Regions from separate parts of the Mus musculus genome. Here region 1 is linked to region 2. A link is a loop called in an ENCODE intact Hi-C map of the cell type or tissue named here. Cell type or tissue: gastrocnemius. All regions are shown on one strand. Each heading gives the region's core, and the rest is flanking DNA. Links, peaks and the distances in the headings are about the cores only. Region 1 holds the start of Psip1 (PC4 and SFRS1 interacting protein 1). Region 2 overlaps Ccdc171 (coiled-coil domain containing 171).

Region 1 (11,309 bases), core at 3,310-11,309, 86 kb after region 2:
GCACATAAAACCATAGGATGAGCCAGGCGTGGTGGCACACACTTTAAATCCCAGCACTCAGGAGGCAGAGGCAGGTGGATTTCTGAGTTCGAGGCCAGCCTGGTCTACAGAGTGAGTTCCAGGACAGCCAGGGCTACACAGAGAAACCCTGTCTCGAAAAACCAAAAAAAAAACAAAAAAACCCAAAACAACAACAACCCCCCAAAACAAACAAACAAACAAACAAACACCCATAGGATGGATGCTAAAATCCTCCCTGAAAAACTCAACGGCAAATTACTATATTCACAGCTTCTTAAAGGTATCCTATGTTTAAAATAGTTGTGTAACGTCAACTCATTATTTTTCAGATTCCCTTTACTCAATTCACACATTTTAATTTGTATTATCAGAAAGCACACTGACTTAGGAGACTTAAGAACATGAACAAAACAAGAGACATCATCAGGCACGCAGACTATAGACCAGACTGGAGAAAGATTTTACTTTTAAAGCGAATTCTCAAGAATCAAAACTGGGAAGCCAGTGGGAACATGTGAAAGAGTTCAGGAAACAATGAAAGACAGAAAACGGACGGAAGCAGACCGGGCATCTGTGGGTGGAGAGGAGAAGTCTTAAGTAAAGCTGGACACGGAGAAGCAGGGAAGGAGCCCAATGCCTGGGACAAGAGTGATCCAATTAATTAATTCTGAGGCATGGTCTCACTGTGTGGACCAGACTGGCCTTGAACTCACAAAGATCTCCGGCATTTGCCTCTAGAGTGCTAGAATTAAAGATGTGTGTCATTATACTCAGCCCAGGTTATTTAAAAAGAAGAATCCACTGGGGCAGCTATGGTGGCTCCCACAGGGGACCTGGTAATACCTGTTCTGTCCAGCTTCTTTCCAGCGTATCCCCTGAACATCTAGACATGCTGCCATCTTAGCCGCCCATCTACAGGCAGCTGTCTTCTGATCATTGATTGGCCCATCAGCTCAGCAGTCCTTCTAAGCACTGCCTCATGAGCTGATCCATTTTGGTTTTTCTCTACCTAAGGGTGAACTTCCAAATTTGTCCTTATGAGGGAGAAAAGCCTTGACTACATTTAGGGCATCTTTGACTAATAGCTCTTTGTTTAAAATAAAGGATATTGCCGGGCAGTGGTGGCACACTCCTTTAATCCTAGCACTTGGTAGGCAGAGGCAGGTGGATTTCTGAGTTGGAGGCCAGCCTGGTCTACAGAGTAAGTTCCAGGACAGTGAGGGCTACCCTGTCTTGGAAAACCAAAAAAAAAAAAAAAAAAAGACATTAAACAAATAATGTATTTGCTAACTTCTCATTAAACTCTTGACATGAGATTGAAATACAATGTATAATGATGGCCAAGCCTGCTTCTGTCTTAGACTTAAGAGCCATCTTATAGTAACGACAACTTAGGTTCATTCCTAACGTGATTAAACCTTATGATTATGATTAAACCTGTTTCTCAAGGACTGGGCTATGCCCCACCTGTAACCTTAACTACAAATGGTTCTGTACTGCCTGTTCCAGGAAATGGCAACCTTGTCTTTGTTTTAAAACATTGTTATGATCATCTTGTAACCCTACCTTTGTCTCAAAAAAGCTATTAAAACCACCCATTGTTATGACTACCTTGTTATGTTCTGCCTCTGTGACCCTCACATATATTTGAAGATCTTATTTTTAAAGAAGTATGTATGTATGTGTATGTATGCATGTATGGATGTGTATGTATGCATGCATGTATGTGTGTATGTATGTGTATGTATGCATGCATGTATGTGTATGTATGCATGCAATGCATGCATGTGTATGTATGTGTATGCGTGCATGCATGTATGTATGTATATATGTGTATGTATGCATGTATGTATGTGTATGTATGTATGCCTGGACTCAGGTCCTCTGGGAGAGCAGCAAGAACTTTTAACAATTGAGCCATATTTAGTTCTATTAAATGATTTGTAGAGGGAAAAAAAGTGTTTTTAAAGGACAACCTTTAAGTATATGATGAGAATATAAAATCAAATATGAATATCTTCACTTTGGTTTGCTTGTTTCCTGCCCTTAGGATTGAATCCCAGGTCTCTTGCCTGCTAAGTAAAGGCTGCCCTCTAACTTGTGACCCTTCCGCCCAGTGGTTCTCAACCTTCCTAATGTTGTGACCCTTTAATACACTTCCTCATTCTGTGATGACCCCCAACCATAAAATTATTTTCTTTGCTACTTCATAACTGCAATCCAGCTGCTGTTCAGAATCATAACATAAATATCTTCTATGCAGCATATCTGATATGTGACCCCTGTACAGGTCCCAACCTACAGGTTGAGAAGCGCTGAGGCCTCGACTTACTGAGGAGCCTAGGCCGCAGCCTCATGTGTCCTGTGGTCTGTTTTCTTTTCTGTTTTTAAGATTTATTTACATATGAGTGCTCAATTTGCATGTATGCCTGCCTGACAGAAGAGAACATCAGATACATCAGAACTGATTATAGATGGTTGTGAGCCACCAAGTGATTGCTGGGACTTGACCTCTGGAAGAGCAATCAGCCCCTGACCCTAAAGAATTAGAACTTTGTCAGGGCTCATCATCTGTCTATTCTTGCTATTCACTCAGTAACTCCATCTTGGGAAAAAAATGTTAAGTTCCTCACCTGTACTTTTGTTCTAAGTAGTTTAAAGACTAGGAAGATTATAAATACAAAAAGATTAAGCCATTTGTAGATGACATTTAGGTGTGCTTTTTGGGTCAAGTCATTTAGGCCCATGAAGAGTTAAACAGAAGGGCTGGTCGAGAGGACCAGCTGGGGAATGGGGTGGGTCTCCAGAGATTGGGAGGGAATTTGAAGCTGGAATAAGAGAACTAGGCTGCGTCTACTTCCAGCATCTTTTTCTAATTATAGGCCATTCTCATTCATCTGCAGCCTCCAACCTTCCTGTGTAACCTAGAGGGCTTGTAAAAAATCACAAAAGGGTGTGTGTAGTGCAGAGAACAGAAGTGCGACAAGCTGGCTCGGGTGCCTTGACTCCAAGTGTCCTTGGGCAAGTTGCTTAACGTCTAGGAGGCTGCTTGCTCATCTGTAGAATGGGAAGAAATTTGCTTGGGTTTTGTCTCAGCACATTTAAATTGGTCTGTCTCTCTCTGGCTAGCTGGTTACAGTTCTGGAAAGTGTATTCTTTCTCCTGTGGGGGAGAAACAAAGCTTTGCCAGTGGCTTAAACACACCCAGCCACTTCCATCCCCCCCTTCTCCCTCCCCCCCTTCTCCCTCCCCCCCTTCTCCCTCCCCCCCTTCTCCCTCCCCCCCCCCCCACTTAGATTCAGAACTGTTGTTCTCAGGGATCCTGGCCCTTTGTTCTCTGGGGGCTTAAATCACCACCTGTTTTGCCTTGATTTAAAAGGTGTCTCCAGTTGTTTCAGACAATTTCTAACTGACATTGTCAAAATGTGCAGCTAGAGAGTGTATCACATTGGTTCACTACTAATACATCAAGTGCATTTCCACTTCCCTTAAAAAAATTTTTTTTTTTTTAATTTCCCAATTATCCCCACTCACAGTACCCATCTCTGTTAGTTGTTGGCATGGCTATTTAGCACTAACACAAGGTATCTCCTAATAGAATTATAGATCTTCTTGTGATATTCTTTATGTGTCTCTCTCTTTCAGAGAGAGCTTTGCCTACAGGTTGGCCTCTAATTTCCATATTCTAGCCTGAGTTTTACTGGTGACCTGAATTTAATCATGGGACCCACGTGGTAGAAAGAGACCCAGGTGTTGTCTCCTGATCTCCATAGGCAGTGTCCCCCCCCCCCCCCAAAAAAAAACCAATGTGGGATATCTTGTTAAAAATGTAGATTAGTAGACGGGGGGGGGGGGGGGGGGGGGGGGGGGGGCTGAGCTGAGCTGCTCACAAGGCCTCAGGTGAAGCCCATGATGTGGAGTCTGACCACAACTGGAGTTTCAAAGCCTTATGGAGTTGGAGACAATGGGAGGGGGAGGTGTACACACACACACACACACACACACACACACACACACACACACACACACACACACACACGATAGCTGGGTGACTTGGGATTAGAGACTTCCCTTTAAGACAGCTTTCTGTTCTTTCAGGTCCATGATTTAGCTGACGACCATTTCTGTAATTACTTAGTTGTGCTCCTCCACCTTTTTTTCTTCCCTTCTTAATCAACAGTCACATAAAAAAAGGGCTCCCTCTGCTCACATCTGCACTGAAACGCCAAGCATCCAGTTTTAAGCAATCAGTTTTATCCCCCTTCTTACCATGCAACCTTGGATAGCCCCCAAAGCACACAACCTAAGATTCACGGTGAGAAGCTTGAAGACATATCACCAATAATTTCCTTTCTTTCTTTTAGCTCCATGCGGAGCCCTCTGCACGATGCACATCTACAGTGGCCTGCTTGCTAGGCATTTAACATTGGGGTGCCAGATTTCCTTTTAAAGACATGCAATATTCCTTTTATAAATAAAGCCCTGAATTTTTGCCTATTCAAACAAAGCTCTTCCTGAGTCTCAGCTGTGAGTCTTTATTTAAAGCAGTATTATTGCTTACACATTTTAATATTCTTAATATCTTTAATATTTTTAGCCTGTTTGATATAGGAAATACCTAATCTTGTTCCTAGCTGTATATTCAACACCAAACAGTGCTCTATTCTAAACAGGATTTTGGAGAGATTCAATGAAGGATGAAACAAAAGACTTATTTTTTCTTAATACTTTAATGTCTTCTAATTTGCCACATCCTTACTTATTGGGAACCTGGATGTTAATGGATAAATAATATTAGTTCTGCTAGAGTAAAGATCGTAAAAGTCAACCCATTTCAGAAGGTGTATTACAAAATATTAAAAGCATCCACTGGCTAAAGGATCAAAAATAAGTTCACCTTTAAATACCCTTTAAGAGAATTTTAAATGATGAAATATTTAGGTGTTAGTAACTCTTCTCTCCTGTATCACCTACCACCATATATATCACTTTTCTAGGGAAATAGAATTTTAAGTGCAGGGCTAAAATTTAGATTGGGCCCAAATCCACATCCTAACTAACAAGCTAACTACGCTTTCTCTGTCATTGTTTTATATCCTTGACGTTTTGCATTCAATGGGATTGTGTTTTCGTTAACGGTTCTCCGCGGTTGAAATATCAGGGAAATGAAATAGGGCTTTCTCATGTTTCAGTCCCAAGAAAAGGAGACTGCAAAGCCCATTCTGCGAGGTGTAAGAGGCCTACAAGGTGCACACCCTGCAACTGCTTCATATTCCAATTTCATCTCTGGGATTTTGCACAGCTCTTCATTTTGGGGATGATGTAAACTGCGCAGGAGCACTACAGTACTCGCACCAAGGAGAAGGATGCGAGAACAAGCACCTTGGGCTGCCACATTCTCTTAAACATGCAGCCGTGGGCTACAGGCCCGGATACCCGCCCCCAAACCGGGTCCACAACAATCGTTTCCTCCCTCCCCGTCTTTTACATACAGTACACATACAAATACACACACGCAGAGCAGCCAGCAGGGGCGGGCCGGGCGCGACCACTGTGCCAGCCGTGGGGGGGGTGGAGGAGAGGGACAGCTCCCGCGTGCCTCTCTCCGGGCCTCCCCTCTCCCTCCCCTCCCACGGCATCTGCTTGCAATTGGTCGCAACCAGGGGCACCTGTGGGCTCTAGGGGACTCAGGCCCTCAGCTCCCGAGCCACGACGCTCGGCGGCTGTAGCGCCACCCGTGCCTGCGCGAGCACTTGGTACGGCCCAGCGCTAGCGGGCGCCGAGCGGGAGCCGCGCGGGAGCGGCGTAGCGACATCGGCGGCGGTGGCGGTGGCGGTGGCGGTTGCAGCTCGGAGCCGTTGAGACGCCTCTGCGGCAGCTGGTGGCGCAGGTGGCCGGCGTGGACGTGGGCAGGAGCGGCCAGCGCGCCCCGCAGCCCCAGCGCCGCCGCCCGGCAGGTGAGAGCCGCCCCGCCCCCGCTCGGCGCGGATGGGAAGCGGGCGGCCGCGCTCGCAGCCTCCCTCCTCTCCCCGCCGCGCCCCTCCCTCGTGGGCTGCGGCCCGTGGGAAAAGCCCTGGGAGCGCCGGGGTGGGAGGCCGGCGGCCGGGTGGCGGGCAGCATCCCTGCCTCAGGTGGCCGCGACCGCAGGCCCCGGCGCTGCTCGGGGCCGAGGCCGCGCTCTGTCCGAGGAGGCGCGCAGGCGGCTCCCCCTCCCCCTCCGCCGCCTCCCCTCCCCCTGCCCTCCTCCCCGCGGCCCCTCCCTGGGGTTTGCGCTTTAACCGCCCTCCCTGCTGTCCCTCGCAGGCGCGTCGGGACACCCCGAGGCATCCTCCCCCGCCCGCGGGCCCGCCAGTCCCAGCTCGCGTCTGTGCTCTCGCATCTCCTGATCGCGGCTGCGCTGCTCCCCCTTCTGGTCTTGGGACTCCCGGCGTCGCCCCTCAAACATGACTCGCGATTTCAAACCTGGAGACCTCATCTTCGCCAAGATGAAAGGTTATCCTCATTGGCCAGCTCGAGTAAGTGATTTGTAGCCCCGGTGTAGCGGTGCGGCCTGCCTCCCATCGTTTCTTCTCGGCTTCCTTTCAGTCCTTCCTCTCCTTTTCTCTTTACCGTTACTTGGAACCTTTCATTTTAGCTTTCTTTCTTTTTTTTTTTTTCTGTATACTCACGTACAATTGTAAAATTCTAGGTTTTCCTTCATATCCGCGGCGGTTTCCCTTTTTGAGTCTCTGACAGGTGTTCTATATAGCAGTTTTTGGGGATGACATTCAATTAACGTTTCATTGAGGCGAAATCATCAAGTAGGATTTTTGTGAGTTGAAATCATGACATTTCCTTAAAATTTGGAATTTTGAACAAAATACAAAGCGTCAACGAAAAATGCAGACTCCAAGCCCTTGCATGTCAGCTGTGGTTTAGGTTGCTTCGTACCGATTTGCAGTTGGCGGCTCATTTGGATCTTTAGATTCACAGTCTTTGGCTTTATGACCTTGAAGATGTTGTTTTCCATTTTTTGTTCTCCATAGCCAAAGGGAGAAGTAGACCGGACACTGGATTAACCTAACTGGAGAAGTCCTAAGGGCTCAAGATGTTACATTAAACAGCCGAGCTCCATTTTCAGGAAAAAAAAAATAGGTTTTTTTTGTTAGTTTATAATGGTGTCAAGGTTCAGAATACTATAGATAAGACTTAAAGAAGGTTATTAGATAAACTCAAAAATAGACTCATGTTCTAAAATTGTAATTATTTTTTCATACAACCTATTTTTTATTTTCATTTTCAAGACAGTTTCTCTGTGTAGCGCTGATTGTTCTGGAACTCACTCGTAGACCAGGCTGGCTTCAAACTCGGAGATCTACCTGCCTCTGCTTCTGGAGTGCTGGGACTAAAGGCGTACACTACCACTGCCTGGCTATTTTTTTTATGCACGTAACTAATTTAATCTTTGAAAGGTATTACTTAAAAATAATGAATTCCATCGTTGGGTTCTGACAGCTGTGTATGAGTACTGACTTAGACTGCTCCCTAACTTCCCATCCTCCTGGGGTACCTTGTTTGGTAGAGCCTTAATCCTCAGCCTTGTCTATATAATTGGTGTTCTTGTTTTCCTATAGGAAAACTTGTAAATTACTGCTGTGTGTGTGCTTTGACCGTTACATATGTTGCAAACGTCTTTAGGGCAGTGACCTAAAGCTGAATTTCTTTATCCTGCTGCTCTTACATAGTCATGCACTTGGAAAACACTGCCTTTCAACTTTACAGAAGACTCGCTAGGCTTGGGAAGGTTTCAAGGCCCCCAAGAGACACTTGATGATTCTAGGTATCCTGATTTTGAGCTGTTAAAAATCATGGTTATCTGATACTCATATTCTAAGTTCCATGCCCCAATGTAGTTAGAGGCCAGGTGTAAATACTTTAAATTTTTTTCTGACTTTGACAGCTAGAGAAATGGCTCCGTGGTTAAGAGGACTCGCTGCTCGGTGGACCTAATTCGGCACTTATCTCAGGCAGCTCACATCCACAGTGATCTGTCTGTGATGACAGGGCAGTGTCACCACCTGCACTCTGCACACAGCCATGTGCAGGCACACACACCTACATCTAATTAAATAAGATCTTTTTTAAATTGTCTTCTTACCTCTTGCAGTATGTTACAGGCTAAGAGTTGTTGCTGGTAAAAGTGAAAATAGCCTTTGGAGAATCATTTTCCTCTTTTTTTCTTCAAAATTAACAATTTTTTAAAGTTCTGTGTTTTGGGTGTTTTGCCTGCATGTGTGTCTACACCACTTCCATAACTTGAGACTATGAAAAAAACTGTCAGGAGCTGCTGTGTGGTACCAAACTGAACCAGGGTCCTCTTAACCACTAAGCCGTCTCTCCAGTGACAAGTTCTACTTGTGATTAGTTCATCTGGATTGGGATAGGACATTTTTGTCTTTTTTCCCTTGTTTTCTTTTTCTTAGAAGCAGCTGAATTTGGTTTTTACATACTTTAAGAATTACAGAGTGAGTTCCAGGGCTACACAGAGAAACTCCTCCAACCCTGTCCCCCCAAAAGATTTACATGTTTTTTCATTCTTAGATATTCTTAATCTTTGCTGTAGAGAATTTAAGAGTATTTAAATATTTAAGGTCTCAACTGTAAGGGTGACATCTCATATCCCATCATTTATTTTTAACTTGTACAAATTGAAATAGAATTGTTAATTAACAACACCTAATACTTCCTTTCAATGTTCTTTAAACACTGGGAATTAATGCCTTCAGTTTTGGATCCTGCTTGCCTTTATGTTCCTTATTTTCTCCTCTGTGTATGTTTGCATCTGTGTGTGTGTGTACCACATGCATGTGAGTACTAGAGGTGATCTCCCCCCCCCCCCCCCCCGCGCCTACTCCAGGAGCCTGAGTTAGGTGAGCATACGGGGCTTGAGAACTGAACTCAGATGCTTTGGAAGAGTTGCAAGCGCTCCTAACCCCTGAGCCCTGCCCTTGCCTCTCATTGCGCTTACTGTTTGAACAGCTCTCCTGCAGGATTGCACACCAGCTCCACACTCCATATAGGAAATGTTTGTCGTCAGTCAAATTTGTTTTAAGAATGAAGTAACTGCAGATTTTAGGAAGGGAAGCTAATCACAGTAGGTATTGCGTCTGGGATGATTTTGAGTAGCAGGCAGTGATAACCTTTGTACTTCTCCAGAAAAACAATGATCAAAATGTTACAGTTACGTAAAAGAAAAGGGTCTTGATGTCAGGACCAGTTTTGACACCAAATGAATTCTGGGGGAAAAAAAACCTTGCTTTTTAGATCTTGTTTGAGATTATGAGTTGTAGAGAGAATTATCTTCTGTGTTGTGTATGGATATATCACCTGTCAATTAAAATCTCTAAGGCCTATGGGAAAGGGTAGACTAGAGGGTGGGACATATGGAGGCAGAAAGAAGACTGGGATAGAGCACTGGGAAGATGGGAGACAGACAGACACATGGTACCAGAGCAGAGGAAACCAGTCACATGGCAGAACATAAATTAGTATAAATGGTCATTTTCAATGGAGCTGATCTGGGGGCCGGGAGGGAAACGGGCTCTATTACAATAAACTGTAAAATGGGTTGATCCTGTGTTAGACATATTTGGGGCTCTTTACTCTGAGTTCACTCAGGTGTACTAAGGTTTGTAAGATCTGACTTTCCTTTCTTACAGGTAGATGAAGTTCCTGATGGAGCTGTAAAACCACCCACAAACAAACTACCCATTTTCTTTTTTGGAACCCATGAGACGTAAGTCCTGCTAGCTTTAAGCTGAAATGACAGTTAACTTGCAGAAGTTAGGTATAAAACAAAAAGCAAGTAGAAATTTCAAAATTTAAGTGGGATGTGACAATGAAATTAAAAACTTATATTTTTAAAGACATAGTCTCTTGTAGCCCTGGTTGCCCTAGGATGTTCCAATGAGACCCGGCTAGCCTGAGCTCATAGAGATGAGCTAGCCTGAGCTCATGGAGATCAACTTGTTGTTTGCCTCCTATGTTTGGAGATAAAATGCCATACCTGGACTGGAATAGAAAACTTAAAAAGTCAAGCCCTTTAAGCTTCCTTAAAAATTGTAAAATGTACTTTCCCGTTTAATGCCAGGAGCTCTTTGGTTTGTTTGAGATAGAATGTCATTCTGTATTACTGAGATAGAACTTACTATATAGACCCAGTTGCCATTGTGCCACCATGCCTGCCTGACTCCCTACCTCTGCCCCCGCCCCTACGGAGACAGGATTTCTCCAGTATCTGTCCTGTTACACTCTACAAACCAGGCTGGCCTCAAACTCAAAGAGATCTACCTACCTCTACCTCCTAAGTGCTGGGATTAAAGCCCCCTCTCCCCATCCTTATTTAAAGTGCTACACCTTAGTGAGAATTAAAGGGAAGTTGAAGGCGGGAGTGAGGGGTAGATGTGATTGATCAAAACATGCTGTGTACATGTATGACATTTTCAAAGGTTAAAAAAGTTAAAAATAATAAATTAATGGAATAGGTAATTAACATGATCAAAAAAAGTTAGGCTTGAAATAATGCCAAGACTGATAGATGAAAGTAGCCAGGCATTGCATATTCTTTTTTTTTTTTTTTTTTTTAATTTTAAAAAGATTTATTTATTTATTATATGTAAGTACACTGTAGTTGTCTTCAGACACACCAGAAGAGGGCATCAGATCTTGTTACAGATGGTTGTGAGCCACCATGTGGTTGCTGGGATTTGAACTCAGGACCTTTGGAAAAGCAGTCAGTGCTCTTAACCGCTGAGCCATCTCACCAACCCCGGCATTGCATATTCTTGTTAGTAAAATAAGGATTGCCCAATGCTGCTTAGGCCTGGTCTCAGGAGCCACACAGGTGGTGGGAAGCTCAGAAGAGAGAAGCCAGACAGAGTGCCCTTTGTGTGTCTGGTCACTCCCAGAGCCAAGCTGACCTGCTGCCCCAGGTGGATATATAGCTAGAGAACTGATGGGATGAAGGAAATTAATATTGTGCGAGATTACAGCTGCATGTTGAACTGTTTTGCTCCTTGTAACTACATGAAATTGCTTTGGAGGCTGTCTCGACTAACTGCCAAGGCTTATAGTCGTAGATGCCTAGAGCTGAATAGTTTTCCTTGCACTGTATAATCTACGTGAGTTGGACTATATTTTCTGTAGAATAGCATGTTTAACTGAGACGAAATGCAGTTGTGGAGATCTCAATTATCACTATTTTTTGGACTTTTCTTTTTTCGTATATATGTTCATTTTGTGTTTTGCCT
Region 2 (8,000 bases), core at 1-8,000:
CCTATTTTTTCATTATGATATGGCAAGGATACAATGAGGCCAGGGATCAGAATGTGGTGGTTTGAATAAGATGTTCCCCACATTCTCAACATCTGAATACTTGGCCCCAGCTGATGACACTGTTTAAGTATGTTTAGGAGGTGTGGCCTTGATGGAGGAAGGATGCACTTGGGGTGGGCTTTGAGGTTTCAAAAGTTATATTTATTATTTACTCTTCTTTGCCATGACAAAACACCATGACCAGGGCAACTTATAAGCAAAAGCATTTATTTGGGCTTACATTTTCAGAGGGCTAGAGTCCATGATGACCAAGCAAAGGCATGGTACAGGAACAGCTGAGCGCTCACATCCAGATCCTCAAGTAGGTAGTAGAGAAGGCACTGGAAATGGTGCAAGTCTTTTGAAATCTCAAAACTTAGTGACACACAGTGTCCCACAAGGCCACACTTCCTAATCCTTCTCAAACAGTTCCAATTGGGGACCAAGTATTCAAACATACCTACCTATGAGGGCCATTCTCCTTCACTACAGCATACCATGTGCTGTTTCCAATGTGTTCTCTTTGTTTCCTGTTGTAGCTAAAGATGTGAGCTCTCATCTGTTCCTGCTGCCACTCTTCTGAGCCATGATGTCCACAGACTCTTATACCTCTAGATCCATAAGCTCACAATAAATTCATAGTTGCCTTGGTTACAGTGTTTTATCACAGCAATAGAAACTTTACTTACAAGGGAGACAAATCATGTTCCAACCATAAAACATAACCAGAAAGAAAACTTCAATTAGGCATGAGATCTATAAAGGCTTAGTAGTTGTTAATGGATAAAAAGAATTTACTTTACAACTTACTATGAAACCAGAAGACATACTCCACCAAAGTATAAAAAAAAGAAAAGAAAAGAAAAAGAAAAAAAAAAAGAAGAGAAAAAAGACACAGATAAAATTTAAATAGAAATGACACATAGGAGAGATTCCCGGGAGAATGGAAAAGGAAGAACTTTTTGTCTATCAAACCTTACAAACTCACTGCAGACATACTGAGAACTATAGTCAGAAACCACTGGCCCGCCATACCAATGCAATGAGCCTACATGAGCTCCATCTACCTTATATATGTGCTTGGCTTCTATCAGCCATGTAAGACTTGAGTTTCTCTTCTCAAATGGTCATTTCACTTTGCAACAGTATCATCTCCATGTGGCCTACTCCCTAGAGCTTCAAGTTAACTTCACTAACACTTCCTTTGGAGGTCATTTTTAGCAAGTAGAATCAGAATTGAAAAACTGGCCAATGCATAGTAAGCATGATACTCATTATATGTGAATCTGACCACAATCAGTTTTTAAATGTATTTGTTAGCTTAACCATAGCTTACTTTTCTATATGAACATTTCCTTTTTCAGTGTTTTATCTTGAGAAATGTACTTCATACAGTTCTTGCTAGTTTTAACTTATCGTTAGTCTGCTTTTCCCATACAGTTGATATAACACAAGTGATTTTATAATGTATGGTGTAAATTGTGTAAGATCATACCTATATGGATTAGATGTGCAGATAAACATATAAGAGGTAGATAGATCAGGTGATCTTAAGACTTAGGAGCAACTCCAGCTCCATTCTTAAACTCGTCCTCCATTCTTAGTAAGGTCAGCTGCTAGTGTGGGATCTTTGTGCTCAGAATATACTACTGGTAGTGGACAGGAGACTACTGGAGGTGGTAGAGTACAGGTACATACAAGGGATTGAGGGAAAAGAGGCTAACAAAAACAAACTATTCGCTAAAATTCCACAATGAAACTTATTATTTAGTATGCTAACATGAAACCACAAAAAGGTCCAGTAAGATGATTCACTGGGTAAAGGCACTGACCACATAAGCCCACACCTCAATCTGCTCACCAGAACCCACACAAAGGTGGAATGAGAGAACTCACCCCACAAAAATATGCTCTAGTCTAAGCATGCACACCTCCACACACAATAATAGTAAATTTTAAAATGCACATTAAAAGAGTATAATATTTATCTATATTCATCAGCTAAAAGGTACTGACTCCAAATCCATATTTAATATGATACATAACTTTACTTTTTTTAGAGACAAAGATGATTAACGACTCTTTCATGTGTAGAGCAAACCTTTGGGTGAAATCAGAGTAGCACCTCAAATTATTTGAATGTCTAAATACTTAACGCAGTTATGTTTGCTCTGTCTGAGTGGAGTCAGAATGGTCTGTGCATTAACTACTTTTCTACTGCTGTGCTAAACACCATGACCAAGGCATACGAGAGAAGGAAGGGCTTATTTGGGCTTACAGTTCCAAAGGTTAAGAGTTCATCCCCACACCACCCGCAGGAACGCAGGGCAATAGTTAGGCAAGCAGGGAGCACAAAGCAAGAGAGCATGCTGGGAAGAGCACGAGGCTTTGGAACTGTCAAAGCACACCTCCGGGGACATGCTTCCTCCAGCAAGGCCATGCTCCTCAACCTACCCAAAGAGCACCACCAACTGGGGACTCAGTGTTCAAACTTTGAGTTTATGGGGGACACTGTCATTCACACCACCACAGGTGTCTTTCTTGCCTTCACCTAATATGAGATTTTTTTTAATTGCCTCTATAAAAAAATTTTTTACAACTTTAAAAACTAAGAAAGTTGGCACTGAAAATATATTTATTGTAGGACTCTGTAGCTCTCAAGAACAGAAATTTGGGAAGCTGACTCAGTGGATAAGGGCTCTGGCTCTTCTTGCAGAGGACTTGGGTTCAGTCCTCAGCACCTACACGGCAATTCTGTAACTCCAGTTACAGGGATCCAATGTCCTTTTCTGGCCCCTGAGGACACCAGGCACTAAGCATTAATGTGGTGCACAGACTTGTATGCAGGCAGAACACTCACCCACCCAAAATAAAAATAAAATTAAAGTCAGGTGGTAGTGCATGCCTTTAATCCCAGTATTCAGGAGACAGAGGCAGATGGATCTCTAAGTTCCAAACCAGTCTGGTCTATAGAGTGACTTCCAGGATAGCCACAGCAACAAAGAGAAACCCGTCTCAAAAAAATTAAATATATTTTTGAAAGTAGACACTTTGTCCCAAATAGCCCAGCATCACTGGGCAATCCAGTGAGTCCCCTCTCACTGTCCAAGCATTATCTGCAGCCAGGGGTGGGTGCCAGTGCACCAATTTAACTCTAGCACTTGGGAGGCAGAGGCCGGTAGATCTCTGTAAGTTTGATGACAGTGCTGTCTACAGAGTGAGTTTCAGGGCATCCAGGGTTACACAGAGAAACCCTGACTCAAAATAAACAAATAAACGAATGAATGAGCGAGCTATCTACAGGAAAAATATTAATGTCATCACCATATTAAAATGACTTTTCTAAGTATTAGAGAAATGTGTTTCATAGAAATTACGAAACAAATGTCAAAAGATATTTCTACAACTGTACCTCATTTTATTATGATACAATACCACTTGATTATCTTTGTTTTCTTGTACTTTTAGGGCATAATCTTTTTTAAAGACTATCTTTGCTTGCTTTGCCATCCTCAAGCACTCCCCTGTTCTAGTTTGAGAGCTTTAGGTCAGGTTCTTAAAGTCTTCATTCCAGTTTGAGCTGTAACTGGTACTTTGATGGTCTGGTCTCATTCCTCTGCAGGAGAATTCCTCCCTCCTCCAATTTCCCATCTATTGAAAAGACTGTCCTTTTCCCCAACATGTTCTTAGCACCTTTGTCCACATCAGCTGGGTGTGGCTGCAGGGTTTACTTTTAGACTCTTTCATTGGCTTCTCTGTTTTCATGCAAATCCATACTTATCTGACCAGTACAACTCAACGGTGTACTTGAAAGTCGGTCGCATAATGCTACTTCCTGATTTGCTTTCTTTCTTAAGATTGCTTCAACTGTAAAGGGTTTTATAGTGGTCCCATCAAAACTTTAGGAGTGTGTTGTTGTTGTTGTTGTTGTTGTTGTTGTTGTTGTTGTATGAAGACTGTCGTTAATGTTATTTCGTTTGGTCTGGTTTTTGAGACAGGGCCTTTGGGCCTTATATATGTAAAAAAACATAAAATGTTTTTAAAAACAGAGTAAAACTACATGAAAGTATATAAATAATATTCTACATCAGGTTCAGAACAGGGGCTCTGCTGTGGGACAGGACAGTGGTGAATCGGAGAAGTGATTCGAAATGGTCCTCGATGGCATAAAATGTACTGTGCTTTCCATCCGAATTGAGACTCTCACGCACTGAGATGAAGTACTTGGTGGATGCCAGTTACATCACTGGTACTGGCTGCATATCTGATTTCTTACAGCGGAAAAAATAATACTGACCTGTGAAATGAAATTCACAGTAGAAGATGGGAGAGTCCTTTCTTCTGTCCACTAGAGGGAACTGTTGAACTTAAAATGTCTTTTAAAGCAGCTTGTTTTTAAACTAACATTTAACATCACAGGAAACCACATTGTGCTGTTAGAAAATAATCTTGTTTTCTTTCCACATCTTCTACAAACACATACAGAAAACTATAACTCTTTATATGTACTTATGTAAACAACATTTCTCAGAATCCAAACTATAGTTCCAACCCTGAGGAATTTTAATTATACTTGTAGAACTATATTTAGTAAAGTATCAAGCAAATATGCTCTTTCTAGCTTAGAAAACACATCAGTTGGCTATCTATAACACTAATCTGGTATAAGGTTGTCTCCTCAAAGAACCAGGATGAAAAAAAAAAAAAAACCAGTAATTTGTTCCTGAATTGTAGACTGTACAGTGAAAGGGCTGAAGAGATAACTCAGCAATGAAGTCCATGTATTGCCAGAGGACTCAAGTTCAATCCCCAGCTCCCACATCAAGAGGTTCACAACCACCTGTAACTCCAGCTCCTGAGGATCCCACACTTCCAGCCACTGCAGATGCCTGCCCTTCCCCATAACTAAAAATAAATTTAAAAAGCAAGACAGGCAACCTTACAGAGTCATAAGGAGTCATGGAAAGAAAAAATTACAACTAATCAATCAATCAATAAATGCTACACTGTGTCATAACTAGTATTAACCCAGACTCTATTTACTATCGCAAAGTCCTTTTCTCTACACCTGGACCAGCTGTGGGTCCCTATGCTAATCACTATCTATTACAGATAGACATTTCTATGATGAGGGTTAGTGAGTGTATTAATCTATAGTATAACAACAAGTCATTGGACTCAGTTTAATATCATGTCATTCTAGCAGCATAAAAGTAGTAGGTTCTCTTGAGATACAGTATGGGTTTCACCTTGTGTATTGAGATTTAAATACAATCAAAAAGTTACTGGTTGCCCTCATGATGTTTGCAGCCCCTATTATACCAACAGGAATGTCTTCATGTTTTGCCAGGCCGTTTGTTTGTTTGTCTGTTTGTCTGTTTCGAAACAGGGTCTTGGCTGCCCTGGAACTCTCTCTGTAAACCAGGCCCATGCTGGTAGGATTTGCTGAAGGAGATGGAGACAGGAGGATCACAAGTTCATGGCCAGGCCAATTCTTAAACGTGGCTCACAGGGTTCATAGCTGGGTAACATTTTTCTCCTCGGTTATCATGTATATAGTACCTTCCTGAAATATGAGAGCTAGTAGTGGGGATGGAGCTTCCAGGCAAGCACTAACGTGATTTCTCCATGGTCAATGGCTCAGGTAGGCGATGTCTTCAGCAATAGGGCCTCACTGTCGTGTTCTGAAGGATAACCAACAGCAACAGCAATAGCCAGTAATGTCTGAGGGCCTACGAGGGATTATGGGAACATCAATGACCAAAAAGGTAACCCATTCTGGCACTGGGTGTATTTGTTACCATGTGGTGTCTAGCAAGACCACCCTGTTACACTGTAACTCTATTTTAACTTTTCATATATGTGCATACATAGTTTAGGAAACCTCTAGAGTAGTAGGTCTCCATATAGCTTTTTGAAAGGGTCTTTAGAGTAACTATCCACCTCCCATTTCCTCCTTTACCCTGCCTTCCCATCCCTAACTTTAATGCAACTCTTCTGTTCCATTTATCTCCCATACATTTTTTGGAGATTTTGTTTATGTATATGTGTTGTTTTTTCTGTTCACCATGTGCATTCAGTGTCCTCAGAAGCCAGAAAAGAACACTGAATTTCATTTAAATGGAGTAACTGACAGTTTGAGGCACCATGTCGACACTGGGAATTGAACCCAGGTCCTCTGTAAGAGCTGCCAGGGCTCTTAACCCCTGAGCCACCTCTCCATCCCCATCATTAATCTCCTTCAGCCCTTTACCCTACCTCCTGTTTCCTGCAAGCCTCTCTCCATGGCCCCTTACTCGTTTCCTGATCTCGTAGTGTTTACAGATGAAACATACACATCTGAAGAGTCAAAGCATCCATATATGAAAGAAAATGTGATGCTTGTCTTCTGGGTCTGGGTTACCTCACTCAGGATGACCACTTCAAGCTCCATCCAACTGTCCTCAAATTTCATTTTTCCTAATAGCTGAATAATATCCCGTTGTGTAGGTAGACCACAGTTTCATTATTCACTATTCATCAGCGGAAGAACATCTGGGTGTTTCCATTTCGTGTATATTGTGAATGGAGCAGCAATGACCATAGATGAGCAGTAACTCTGAAGGCTCAGGACCACAGGACAGAGGGTGGGAAGGATTGTAAACGCCAGAGGCAATGGATTACTGTAGTCTCCCCTCCTCCAGCCTGAAACCTGCTTGCTCAGGGGTGGAGCTTCCTGCTCATTCGTTCTGCCACGCCCACTGCTGGAACCTGCCAGCTTTGCTGTTTGGAGCCACACACGTGCTCACCTTTCTACTGGACCTGAGATTATTCGGCAGGAATCGGGTCCCCTCCCCCTTCCTTTATAACTGAAATGTCGGAACTAGTAAAATTGAGCTTTGATCAGAATAACTGTCTTGGCTACATTTCTTTCTCTCGCCACCTAGCCCCTCTTCTCTTCCAGGTTTCCAAAATGCCTTTCCAGGCTAGAACCCAGGTTGTGGTCTGCTGGCCGGACACAACAGATTACTACAAGAAAAAAGCATTTTCCAGACACAAGACACATGAACATAGTGAAGTGCACAGGAGGCTTCCTTCTGCACTCTCCCACAGAAGCCCCCCTCCCCCACCCTAGGCTCTCTCCCACAGCAAGCCTCTGTGGTTTCCCTCAGAAGTTCTGCTTTCCCCAACCCCTGCTCCCTCCTGCAGCAAACACGGGGGTTCACACACACACACGCACGCACACACACACACACACACACACACACACACACACACACACGGAGAACTTGAGGAGCCACAGGCACCAGCTTGAGTGAGACAATGACAAATCTCCCCAGCTGCAGTGGCACCAAGGCTAGCACTCTCCCTGATAACCTGCTGGGCGCTTCCCAGGTGCCGCTGGTGCCTATCCTTGGAAAAGGGAGATTAAGGTCCCACGTTTAAATCATAGAAGGTAGGTAGGTCACAGATAGTTATGGCCAGTCATAAAACTAGCTCCTGATAGCCCCATAAAGATCATCCTTAGGTCAGAAGACTCCCCCTCTCAGCCTTGTGATTCCGCCCTTCCAAATGGTATCCTGTCTGAGTCATGACTTATCTCACCCACCTTCCCTCCCATCACCCTAAGCATTTGAAGAATTTCTAACTATGCTGGATGTAAGTGCCAAGACACCCAAGCTCAAGGTTGCACTCCTGTCCTATGCTGTGGGAAGGGTTGTGATCCTAGTCTGACTCGTGACTAAAAGACTCTTATGCACGATTGCAGCGGGCTCTGCAGTTCTTGAGCTCTCCTGGGTTTCCCGTGGAGTTGGAGCATAATAATAGAAACTCACTGTAGTTATGATAGCAAACACAAGACTTGTGAGGCTCAGGCCACATGAAATCCCATACGTGAATCAATGAATGTAATAATACATCACATAAATGGGCTCAAAGACAGAAATCACATGATCATCTTAAGGGAAGCAAAAATGGTGTTT

The links. A loop is a pair of places that touch in the nucleus more often than their neighbours do. Peaks named below come from ENCODE experiments on the same cell type or tissue, not always from the same donor. Only the 100,000 strongest peaks of a DNase experiment are listed, where the experiment ranks them.
Region 1: a loop joins it to region 2, with 7 times the contacts of the local background. A loop is called at or near these places in 20 of 42 quality-filtered maps.

Annotation. Positions count from the first base shown.
Region 1 is chr4:83,480,944-83,492,252 of GRCm38, reverse strand. Psip1 (PC4 and SFRS1 interacting protein 1) reads left to right here and starts at 5,790. Exons shown (of 16, transcript NM_133948.6): 1 at 5,790-5,978; 2 at 6,325-6,536; 3 at 9,720-9,796. The coding sequence starts at 6,465. In gastrocnemius, for the core only: CTCF peaks have their summits at 5,546 and 6,440 (motif pointing left); DNase peaks (open chromatin) are centred at 5,597, 5,814 and 6,380; H3K4me3 peaks cover 2,169 bases; H3K27ac peaks cover 2,143 bases.
Region 2 is chr4:83,567,082-83,575,081 of GRCm38, reverse strand. All of the region lies in intron 6 of Ccdc171 (coiled-coil domain containing 171), which reads right to left. Among named protein-coding and RNA genes, the nearest start is that of Gm25899, 43 kb to the right of the region's middle. In gastrocnemius, for the core only: a CTCF peak has its summit at 4,379 (motif pointing right); a DNase peak (open chromatin) is centred at 6,791.